2 separate regions of the Homo sapiens genome follow, and region 1 is linked to region 2. A link is an interaction called in ENCODE POLR2A ChIA-PET data of the cell type or tissue named here. Cell type or tissue: PC-3. All regions are shown on one strand. Each heading gives the region's core, and the rest is flanking DNA. Links, peaks and the distances in the headings are about the cores only. Region 1 has its middle 10 kb from the start of COA7. Region 2 overlaps ZYG11B (zyg-11 family member B, cell cycle regulator).

Region 1 (5,377 bases), core at 162-5,161, 53 kb before region 2:
GATACATGCACTGGAATGATTTTGAAAATAATCTTCAACTCCCTCATTTTACAGGTGAGCGCACTGAGCCCAGGAATGAAAGGGACTTGTCTTTCTAAAAGAGCTGTGTCACCCCCATTTGGAAACCAAAGGCTCCACAATGCCCGCATCCTTAGCTCAGCATTCCAGGCCCTCCCATCTGGCCCCCGCCAACCACTCCACTTGCTACTTCCCCACCTATACTAGACAAACCAATCCCTCTGACCCACTCCTCTTCTCTGAACTCCTCAGGCTGTTTTGTCTGTGTGGGCTGCTCTTTCCACGTCTCTCCAGTGTCAGTTCAAACTATGTTGCCCGACCACCAGTCCTTGTCTAGGATGCCTTCCTAACCCCTACTGGTTGACAGTGGGCTGTGGTTAGCCAGCTGAGGGCTCCTCCACTTCCTGAAGCACTGTGGTCATCGCCTGTTTTACCAGACTGGGAGCACCTTAAGGATAGGAACCAAATATGATTTCTTTATTTGCCTTCCAGGTCCCAACACAGAGTGAAGCACTTTGTAAGTGCTCCGTTTATGCTATGTGGTTAATAACTTATAACAATGCCTCCAGATCTAATTTTTTTTTTCTTTTTTTTTGAGATGGAGTCTCATTCTGGCCCCCAGCCTGGAGTGCAGTGGCGCGATCTCGGCTCACTGCAACCTCCACCTCCTGGGTTCAAGCAGTTCTCTACCTCAGCCTCCTGAGTAGCTGGGATTACAGACACCCACCACCACGCCCGGCTAATTTTTTTGTATTTTTTTTTAGTAGAGAGGGGGGTTTCACCATCTTGGCCAGGCTGGTCTTGAACTCCTGACCTCACGATCCACCTGCATCAGCCTCCCAAAGTGCTGGGATTACAGGCATGAGCCCCCGCGCCCGGCCAACTTTCTGCTTTTAAGACTATGAAATCCCAAAGAGTAGGGACCTGATATTCTCTGCCTGCTCCATCTCATTCATGAGACTCACGTGCCAGAGCACAACGGGCATGTGTTCACCACCTAAGCTGGCTGGCTCGGCTTCTGATTATAGCCATTCCCATAATGTGTGTGTGGACCCAGCTCACTGCAGCATGCTCATGGAAATCCAAATGAGGAAGAAGGGTTGCAACACCAAGGACAAGGAAGGGATCAGGTTTTAGGACAAATCATCTCAAGTCAGGGGTGAGATTTACTGCCTTCTAAAAAAAGCTCACAAGATTTCAGGCTGTGACCCCAAAAGTCTATTCCTGAGCCCTCCTGCCTGCACATAAAAACTGACACAGTGAGGTGCTCAGCCCATGTTGTTGAGTGAAAAAACTAATCTGGACTTCTAAATGTAACCAAATACTGACTGTCAGAAAAAAGCAGTTGTGCCAGTAGAGAACTGGAACTAAATGTCACATGGCATTAAAGTCTACGCCCCTAACCTTTGGCCACAAACCTTGCTATCCGCCCCAGCCTGCCTTTCCAGCTTGTTCTCTTCCCTCCCATACACACTCTTTGAACCTCATCCCAAATTATTTGTTGACCCTATAAACATCACCTGCTTTCACGTTCCAGTGCCTTCACACATGTGATTCCCTATGCCTAGAATGCTCTTCCCTCTCCGTTAATTAAGGTAATTATTTTTCCTTCAAAACCCAGGTCAAGGCCAGGCACGGTGGCGCACGCCTGTAATCCCAGCACTTTGGGAGGCCGAAGCGGGCAGGTCACCTGAGGTTGGGAGTTCGAGACCAGCCTGACCAACATGGAGAAACCTTGTCTCTACTAAAAATACAAAATTAGCAGGGCATGGTGGCACATGCCCATAATCCCAGCTACTTGGGAGGCTGAGGCAGGACAATCGCTTGAACCCAGAAGGCGGAGGTTGTGGTGAGCTGAGATTGTGCCATTGCACTCCAGCCTGGGCAACAAGAGCGAAACTCCGTCTCAAAAAAAAAAAAAAAACCAACAACAACAACAACAACAACCCAGGTCAAGTAGTGCCTGTTTCAGGAAGCCTGCTCTGACCACTGACTGCCCCCACCACCAGGCTGGTTGCCTCTGTGCTTTAGCAAGTGCTCTGCTTCCTTTTTTTTTTTTTTCTTTTTTGAGACAGGGTTTCACTACGTTGCCCAGGCTAGAGTGCAGTGGCTATTTTACAGGCATGACCATAGTGCACTGCAGCCTCAAACTCCTGGACTCAGTCTATCCTCCCGCCTCGGCTTCCTGAGTAACTGAAACTACAGGCATGAGCCACCACACACAAACATGCTTCTTTTTATAAGAGTACTTACCATGTTCTTTTTCTGTTGTCTTCCTTCCCTTCCTACTAGACTTGAGTACCTTGAGGGCAGGGCCTGGGTTTTATCTATTTCTGTGTCCTCAGTGTCCAGCACACAGCATGACACAAAGGAGAGGTATTTATTGAGCACATGCCCAGTGAAAAGAATGTGCAGTAAAAGAGTTATCATCAGTTAGGGAATTTACTCCCACACTGCCAAGGAATTCCTAGTTTAGGAAAGGCTCTTTTTGTTGGAGAATAAATTATTTACAAGCATCTGACCTCCTAGGAAAAGGCTAGAACAGTGAATAGTAGATGACAGGTGAGAATGACTAGGGAAGTATAATTTTATCACCATTCCAAAACACACATACATTGTTCCTGGTAGATGCATAATCTGTAGGAGATGGACACAGCACCCTCTTATAGAAGAGTCCCCTGGGCCGGGTGTGGTGGCTCATGCCTGTAATCCCAGCACTTTGGGAGGCCGAGGTGGGCGGATCACCTGAGTTCAGGAGTTTGAGACCAGCCTGGCCAACATGGCCAAACCCCGTCTCTACTAAAAATACAAAAATTAGCCAGGCATGGTGGCACACACCTGTAGTCCCAGCTACTCGGGAGGCTGAGGCAGGAGAATCACTTGAACCCAGGAGGCAGAGGTTGCGGTGAGCCAAGATCATGCCACTGCACTCTAGCCTGGGTAACAGAGTGAGACTCAACCCTGTCTCAGAAAAAAAAAAAAAAAGTGGGGGGGTGGGGGCCAGAAAAGAGACAAGGGCATAAGCATTGGATCGCCATGCCTTTCTTGGATGTGCTGAAAAGGTTCAGCCTTAACATAGATTGATGGTGGACAATCCAAAGTGCTGAACAGCCCTACAAGATTCCTGCTCGATGCCAGGCTTTTCAAAAAGAATGGATAGAATGTGCACATGGAATCGTTAGTATCCAGGCAGAGAAGGAGTGCAAGATAGAATATGATGATTTTGTAGAGTGTATACTTTAGCAGAAAACGATGAGACGTCTGAGTACCATTAGGAAGCAGCGGGATAAGCTGATAAAGGAAGGGAAGTACACCCCTCCACCTCACCATGTGGACAATGCAGAGCCTTGGCCCTGAACAGAGCAGCTGCTGATGTCTGGAGGCTGATTTTCCTGTTCTCTGTTCTCCACTGGAAAGGTTGTTTACAGAAAACCTCCTTGTCAAAGTGTGTAAAAATAAAGGATTGCTCCATTCCCCACCCCCCAAAAAAATAATGTCTAGCTTGCAGGATTTGCAGGAGGATTTTATAATAATAGCCAATGCTTATATAACAGTTATATCTTGCCAAGTCCTATTTTTTTCTTTCTTTTTTTTTTTTTATTTTTTGAGATGGAGTCTTGCTCTGTCGCCCAGGTTGGAGTGCAGTGGCACGATCTCTGCTCACTGCAACCTCTGCCTCGGGGGCGCAAGCAATTCTCCTGCCTCAGCCTCCTGGGTAGCTGGGACTACAAGTGTGCACCACAACGCCTGGCTAATTTTTGTATTTTTAGTAGAGATGGGGTTTGGCCCTGTTGGCCAGGCTGGTCTTGAACTCCTGGCCTCAAGTAATCCACCCTCCTTGGCCTCCCAAGTTCTGGAATTATATAACTAAGCCACTGTGGCTGGCCTTGCCAGGTCCTATTTTAAGAGCCTTCTATATGTAATAGTATAAATATATAGTAACTCAGTTAATCTGCTAGATGCTATGAGTTAAGTAAGATTATCACGCCAATTTTATAGGTAAAGAAACAGACACGGCTGGGTGTGGTGGCTCATGCCTGTAATCCCAGCACTCTGGGAGGCCGAGGCAGGTGGATCATGAGGTCAGGAGTTCAAGACCAGCCTGGCCAAGATGGTGAAACCCCATCTCTACTACAAATAATAAAATTAGCCTGCAATGGCAGGCGCCTGTAATCCCAGCTACTCTGGAGGCTGAGGCAGGAGAATTGCTTGAACCTGGGAGGTGGAGGTTGCAATGAGCCGAGATCGCGCCACTGCACTACAGCCTGGGAGACGGAGTGAGACTCCATCTAAAAAAAAAAGAAAAGAAAAGAAACAGACACACAGATGTGTCACATAAATTCTCTAAGATCACATGGCTAGTAAATGTGGAGCTGGGAGTGAAACCCAGGCAGAATGGCTTGCTGTAGAGTCCATGCTCCTAACAAGTACTGTATTCCATGTCACCCCTCCAATAAGAAAATTACATAAAAGTGAAGGTGTCTGCCCATAATAAGGCATAACAAATATTGACAATAAGAAAGGTAATCCAGTGCCCATAGTTGATGAGATGAAATAAAATGGATTAATATTAAGGAGTAAAATATTACCTTATTGCTCCTTTTTAAAATGTCTTAACTATTACATACTCTTGCAACTGGAAGGTTTTCTGTCTGAGGTCTGGGTTAAGATGCCTAAAGGTAAGCTGGCTTTGCCTTCTCTTGAGGAAATGAAAAGGTTCTTAGCACTTGAGCCAGAGGGCATTTGAGGGACAACAGGATACCATGAAATTAATGCCTTCCAGTCAGGCCATGTTCTGGGCCCTAAAGAGAGAGATAAATCTAGCCGGGCATGGTAGCGGGCACCTGTAATCCCAGCTACTCAGGAGGCTGAGGCAGGAGAATGGTGTGAACCTGGGAGGTGGAGCTTACAGTGAGCGGAGATCGCACCACTGCACTCCAACCTGGGTGACAGAGCAAGACTCCATCTCAAAAAAAAAAAAGAAAAAAAAAGAAAGAGGTAAATCAAATCCAGTCAATGCTCCAGAGGAGCTCACAGCCTATTTGGGAAGCAAACGAAAGGCACAATCGCAACAGAGTAGACTCTTCAGAGGGAAGCTCATGAAAGACAATTAACCTAATTATGGAAGGGTGATCAGGAAAGGCTGTGAGGAGGAGATGCCTCAATCTAGTAGTAAATGCAAGTGGAAGGCACATTTGAAGAAAGCAAGAAAGGGTTTCCTGGTGGAAAGAAAGCCATGAGCAAATACACAAAGGCTTAAAGTAGCACTATATATTCCAAGAGCTACGAGTAATTCAGTATAGCTAGAGCAGAGCCAGAAGACATGGAGTGCAAGTGATGTCTCAATCTAGTAGTAAAT
Region 2 (5,377 bases), core at 180-5,179:
ATGCCAGCAGTCTCTTTGAATTTTTCCAACCTGTCATAGGAACTAGGGTAAATTTCTGTATTATATATGTTAAAGTTAAAAGTCCCTTACACAGCTGCACAACGATTTAAGAGATTATGCCAGTGCTAGCATTTCTTTCTAATCCCAATTTAATGATTATGCTCAGTATATTATTATTATTATTATTTTGAGATGGAGTCTTGCTGTGTTGCCCAGGCTGCAGTGCAGTGGTGCAATCTCAGCTCACTGCAGCCTCCACCTCCTGGGTTCAAGTGATTCTCCTGCCTCAGCCTCCTGAGTAGCTGGGACTACAGGTGCCCACCAACACGCCCAGCTAATTTTTGTATTTTTAGTAGAGACGGGGTTTCACCATGTTGGCCAGGTTGATCTTGAACTCCTGACCTCAAGTGATCCACCTGCCTCGGCCTCCCAAAGTGCTGGGATTACAGGCATGAGCCACTGCACCCAGCCAGTGCTCAGTATATTAGATTAAAAAAAGAAAACTCATCTTGTAAATCAAAAGAACAAATGCTAAGGCCTTAACTTTGCCAGATTGGGTTATCCTTTGGAAATGTAACTACTGCTAGCTAATAGTAGTAGTTAACATTTATTAAATGCTTATTATTATGTCAGGCACTATAGCGAATGCTTTATATGGATAAGATAATAGGAGTGGGTTTTAAGCAAGTCTAACTAAATATTTGTCCTCAGAGTAATGTCTTTGAGAAGCTACATGCTTGAAATGTATTTTCTACCTCTTCTTTTCAGACTGCCTTCAGATGAGGAAACTGAGGGTCAGAAAAATAACTTGTTGTCCCTAATTGTGTTACCCTAGTGTGATTACCTGTCTTCTTCATCAAGAAGGGTTCTGAATTATTTAATCTCTTTATACAAATCATTTCCATCTTTAAACAGTCAAGATTTGATACTACTGAGAATATGCAAAGAAACATGTTGCCAGTTCTTGTCTCAATTTGTAAAAGTTGCTTTATACATTTTTCTTCGTGTTTGAAAATATTCATACTGGGAAAAAAGTTATTCAGTTGATACTTTTATTTTTTATTTATTGCTGTTACTATTTTTTCCTTGAGACAGAGTCTTGCACTGTCACCCAGGCTGGAGTGCAGTGGCGCGATCTCGGCTCACTACAACCTCTGCTTCCCAGGTTTAAGCAATTCTTGTGCCTCAGCCTCCGGAGTAGCTGGGGTTACAGGCATGTGCCACCACACTTGGATAATTTTTGTATTTTTTTTAGTACAGATGGGATTTCACTATGTTGGCCAGGCTGGTCCTAAACTCCTGACCTCAAGTGATCTACCGCCTAGGCCTTCGAAAGTGCTGGGATTACAGGCGTGAGCCAGTGCTCCCGCCTTGTGAATACTTTTAAAATTGGTAATATCAGCCAAGGGCAGTGATTCACGCCTGTAATCCAAGTACTTTGGGAGGCCAAGGCAGGCGATCCGCCTGAGGTCAGGAGTTTGAGATCAGCCTGGCCAACATGGCAAAACCCTGTCTTTACTAAAAGTAACAAAAATTAGCCCGGCGTGGTGGCGGGCGCCTGTAATCCCAGCTACTGAGGAGGCTGAGGCAGAGAGAATTGCTTGAACACGGAGGTGGAGGTTGCAGTGAGCCAAGATTGCACCATTGTACTCCAGCCTGGGCGACAAGAATGAGACTCTTAACGACAACAACAACAACAACAACAAAAACAAAAAACTGGTAATATCATACTGTTTCTAATAGCATATTGATTTTAGAAAATGTTTAACATATACATTTAAAATTTTTTTACTTATTTACTCAATTCAAAGGATCAATGATATTGGTAGCAGTCTTTTTTGTGTGTTAAAAAATTTTCTTTTTCTTCTTTTATTTTTTGTAGAGACAGGGTCTTGCCATGTTCCCCAGGCTGGTCTCGAACTCCTGGCCTCAAGTTAGCCTCCTGCCTCAGGCTTCCAAAGTATTGAGATTACAGGCATGAGCCAACATGCCTGGCCTACTTTTTTTTTTTTTTTTTTTTGAGATGGAATCTCACTCTGTCGCTCAGGCTGGAGTGCAGTGGTGCAGTCTCAGCTCACTGCAGTCTCTGCCTCCTGGGTTCATTTGATCCTCCTGGCTTAGCCTCCCAAGTAGCTGGGACTACAGGTGCCTGACACTATGCACAGCTAATTTTTGTATTTTTAGTAGAGACAGGGTTTCACCATGTTGGCCAGGCTGGTCTCGAACTCCTGACATCAAATGATGCACCTGCCTTGGTCTCCCAAAGTGCTGGGATTACAGGTGTGAACCACTGTGCCTGGTGCTGGCGTATTTTTAAATTGACATATAATAATTGTACATATCTATGGGGTATGTCATGATGCTTCAGTACATATACTGTATAGTGATAAGATTGGAGTAATTAGCATATTCATCATCTCAAATATTTGTTTTGGAAATATTCACTATCATCCTTGTAGCTATTTGAAACTATGAATTATTGTTAACTGTAGTCATCATACAGTGTGTAGGACACTAGAACTGACTCCTCCTGTCTAGCTTAATTACGTATCCTTTAATCAATCTCTGCCTATCCTCCTCTTCTCTCTACAAGTCTCCAGCCTCTGCTAACCTGTTCTACTTTTACTTCTATGAGATCAGTTTTTTAGCTTTCACATATGAGTGAGAACATGCTGTGTTTAACTTTCTGCTCCTGGCTTATTTCACTTAACATAATGTCCTCCAGTTTCATTCATTTTGCTGTGAATGACAGGATTTTATTCTGTTTGTTGGCTGCATAGTATTCCATTATGTATGTACACCACATGTTCTTTATTCATTCATCTGTTATTGGACACATAGATTGATTCTGCATCTTGCTATTGTGAATAGTGCTGCAGTAAACACGGGGTACAGATGTCTCTTTGATAATTTTGATTTCCTTTCCTTTGAATAAATGTCCAGTAGTGGGATTGCTGGATATGGTAGTTCTATTTGTAGTTTTTTGAGGAACCTTCACGCTGCTTTCCATAGAGTCTGTACTAGTTTACATTCCCACCAACAATGTATAAGAGTTCTCTTCTCTACATCCAGTATTTGTTATTTTTTGTCTTTTGTTAATAGCCATCCTGAGGTGAGATAATACCTTGTTTTGATTTGCATTTCCTTGATGATTAGTGATGTTTAGCAATTTTTTTATATATTTGTTGGCCATTTGTATGTCTTCTTTTGAGAAATATCTATTCAGGTCATTTGCCCACTTTTAAATTGGATTGTTTAGTTTTCTGTTGAGCTGTTTGAGTTTCTTATATATTCTGGATATTAATCCCCTGTCAGCTGAATAATCTACAAATATTTTCTCTCATTCTGTAGGTTGTCTTTCCACTCTGTTGATTGTTTCCTTTGCTGTGGTGTGCAGAAGCTTTTAGTTTGATATAATCCCATTTGTCTATGTTCGTTTTTGTTGCCTGTGCTTTTTTTTTTTTTTTTGACAGGGTCTCACTCTGTTATGCAGGCTGGAGTACAGTGGTGTGGTCATGGCTCACTGCAGCCTTAACCCCCAGGCTCAAGCAATCCTCCTGCTTCAGCCTCCCAATTAGCTGAGACTATAGGCATGTACCACCCTGCCCAGGTAGTTTTTAAAATTTTTTGTAGAGGCAGGGCCTTACCATGGTTCCCAGGCTGGTCTTGAACTCTTGAACTCAAGTGATCCTCTTGCCTCGGCCTCCCAAAGTGCTAGAATTACAGGCATGAGCCACCGTGCCTGGCCTGTGCTTTTGAGGTCTTGTTCATAAAATCTTCTCAGATGAATGTCCTGAAGTGTTTCCACTATATTTTATTTTTTTCATTTGTTTTTTTGAGACGAAGTTTTGCTCTTGTCACCCAGGCTGGAGTGCAGTGGCGCCGTTTCAGCTCACTGCAGCCTCCGCCTCCCAGGTTCAAGCGATTCTCCTGCCTCAGCCTCCCAAGTAGCTGGGAGTTACAGGTGCCCGCCACCATGTCCAGCTAATTTTTGTATTTTTAGTAGAGACAGGGTTTCACCATGTTGGTCAGGTTGGTCTCGAACTCCTGACCTCAGGTGATCTGCCAACCTCGGCCTCCCAAAGTGTTGGGATTACAAGTGTGAGCCACTGCACCTGGCCCTCTGCTATATTTTCTTCTAGTAGTTTTATAGTTTTGGGTCTTACATTTAGGTCTTTGATTCATTTTGAGTTGGTTTTTGTAAAGGTGAGAGATTGGGGGGGGGGGGTCTAGTTTCATTCTTTTGTCTGTGGATATCCAGCCTTCCCAGCACCATTTATTGACCAGACTGTTCTTTTCCCAGTCAATGTCATTGGTGCCTTTGTCAAAAATCAGTTGATCGTAGATACGTGAATTAATTTCTAGGGTTTCTCTTCTGTTTCTGTGTGGTCTATGTGTTTATTTTTATGTTGGTAATTTGCTGTTTTGGTTACTATAGCTTTATAGTATATTTTGAAGTCTGGTAGTATGATGCCTCCAGGTTTATTCCTTTTGCATAGGATTGCTTGGGCTATTCATGGTCTTTTGTGGTTCCATACAAATTTTAAGATATTTTTTCTATTTCTGTGAAAAAGTCATTGGTATTTTGATAGGAATTGCATTGCATCTGTAGATTGCTTTAAGTAGTATGTATAAAAGCAGTTTCTTTTAGAATTATTTTTTATTTTAAGAGGCAGGGTCTCGCTTTGTTACCCAGACTGGAGTGCTGTGGTGTGATCTTGGCTACTTTGAAATTTTTTTGTAGAGACAGGGTCTCACTGTGTTGTCCAGGATGGTGTCAAACTGCTGGGCTCAAGCAATCCTCCTGCCTCAGCCACCCAAAGTACTAGTATTATAGTTATGAACCACCGCACTCAGCCAGTAGCAGTCTTAATTAAAATAAATCTGATGTTAGAGTTCTACTTATCGGGGTCTGTGATTCTCTTGTCATAATCTTTTCTCATTGTATCTGTGTCTGCATGCTAAAAATTTTCCAGGAAATATGGGCATAAGAGCTAGAAATCAGAGTGAGAATTTTAGCATCTAATGATAATGTTTCTGTGTCATACTGTCAATCTAATCTAAATTTATAAATCTTGACATGTTCAGCCTTCTGGTTCAGGATAAAACTGAAAATTTGAAACATTACGAATTGCTTCCTTGACTAGCCAAATAGACTTTCTAGGTGCTTGAAAGCTTACACTCCCAGACTAGCACCCCACTTATTTGTAGATCACATTGCTGGTCACTTCAGCTGTCTGTCCTAAATCAGAAAGAAAGAAAAAATGCTTTGGGGCACAATCCTTGTATTTATGCATCTGTATTTTACTCCTTGAAAGAAGCCCTTGAGTTATCATTTAGAGCATGTTGATTCTTTATTTTATTTTATTTTATTTTA

What was found. Peaks named below come from ENCODE experiments on the same cell type or tissue, not always from the same donor. Only the 100,000 strongest peaks of a DNase experiment are listed, where the experiment ranks them.
Region 1: POLR2A ChIA-PET joins it to region 2 with 8 read pairs; 7 of 35 experiments call an interaction of 5 or more read pairs at or near these places.

Annotation. Positions count from the first base shown.
Region 1 is chr1:52,706,068-52,711,444 of GRCh38, forward strand. It overlaps the pseudogene NDUFS5P3. Among named protein-coding and RNA genes, the nearest start is that of COA7, 10 kb to the left of the region's middle. In PC-3, for the core only: no CTCF peak of the experiment used is centred there; DNase peaks (open chromatin) are centred at 1,444 and 2,404; H3K27ac peaks cover 1,371 bases.
Region 2 is chr1:52,758,761-52,764,137 of GRCh38, forward strand. All of the region lies in intron 2 of ZYG11B (zyg-11 family member B, cell cycle regulator), which reads left to right. Among named protein-coding and RNA genes, the nearest start is that of ZYG11B, 35 kb to the left of the region's middle. In PC-3, for the core only: no CTCF peak of the experiment used is centred there; no DNase peak of the experiment used is centred there.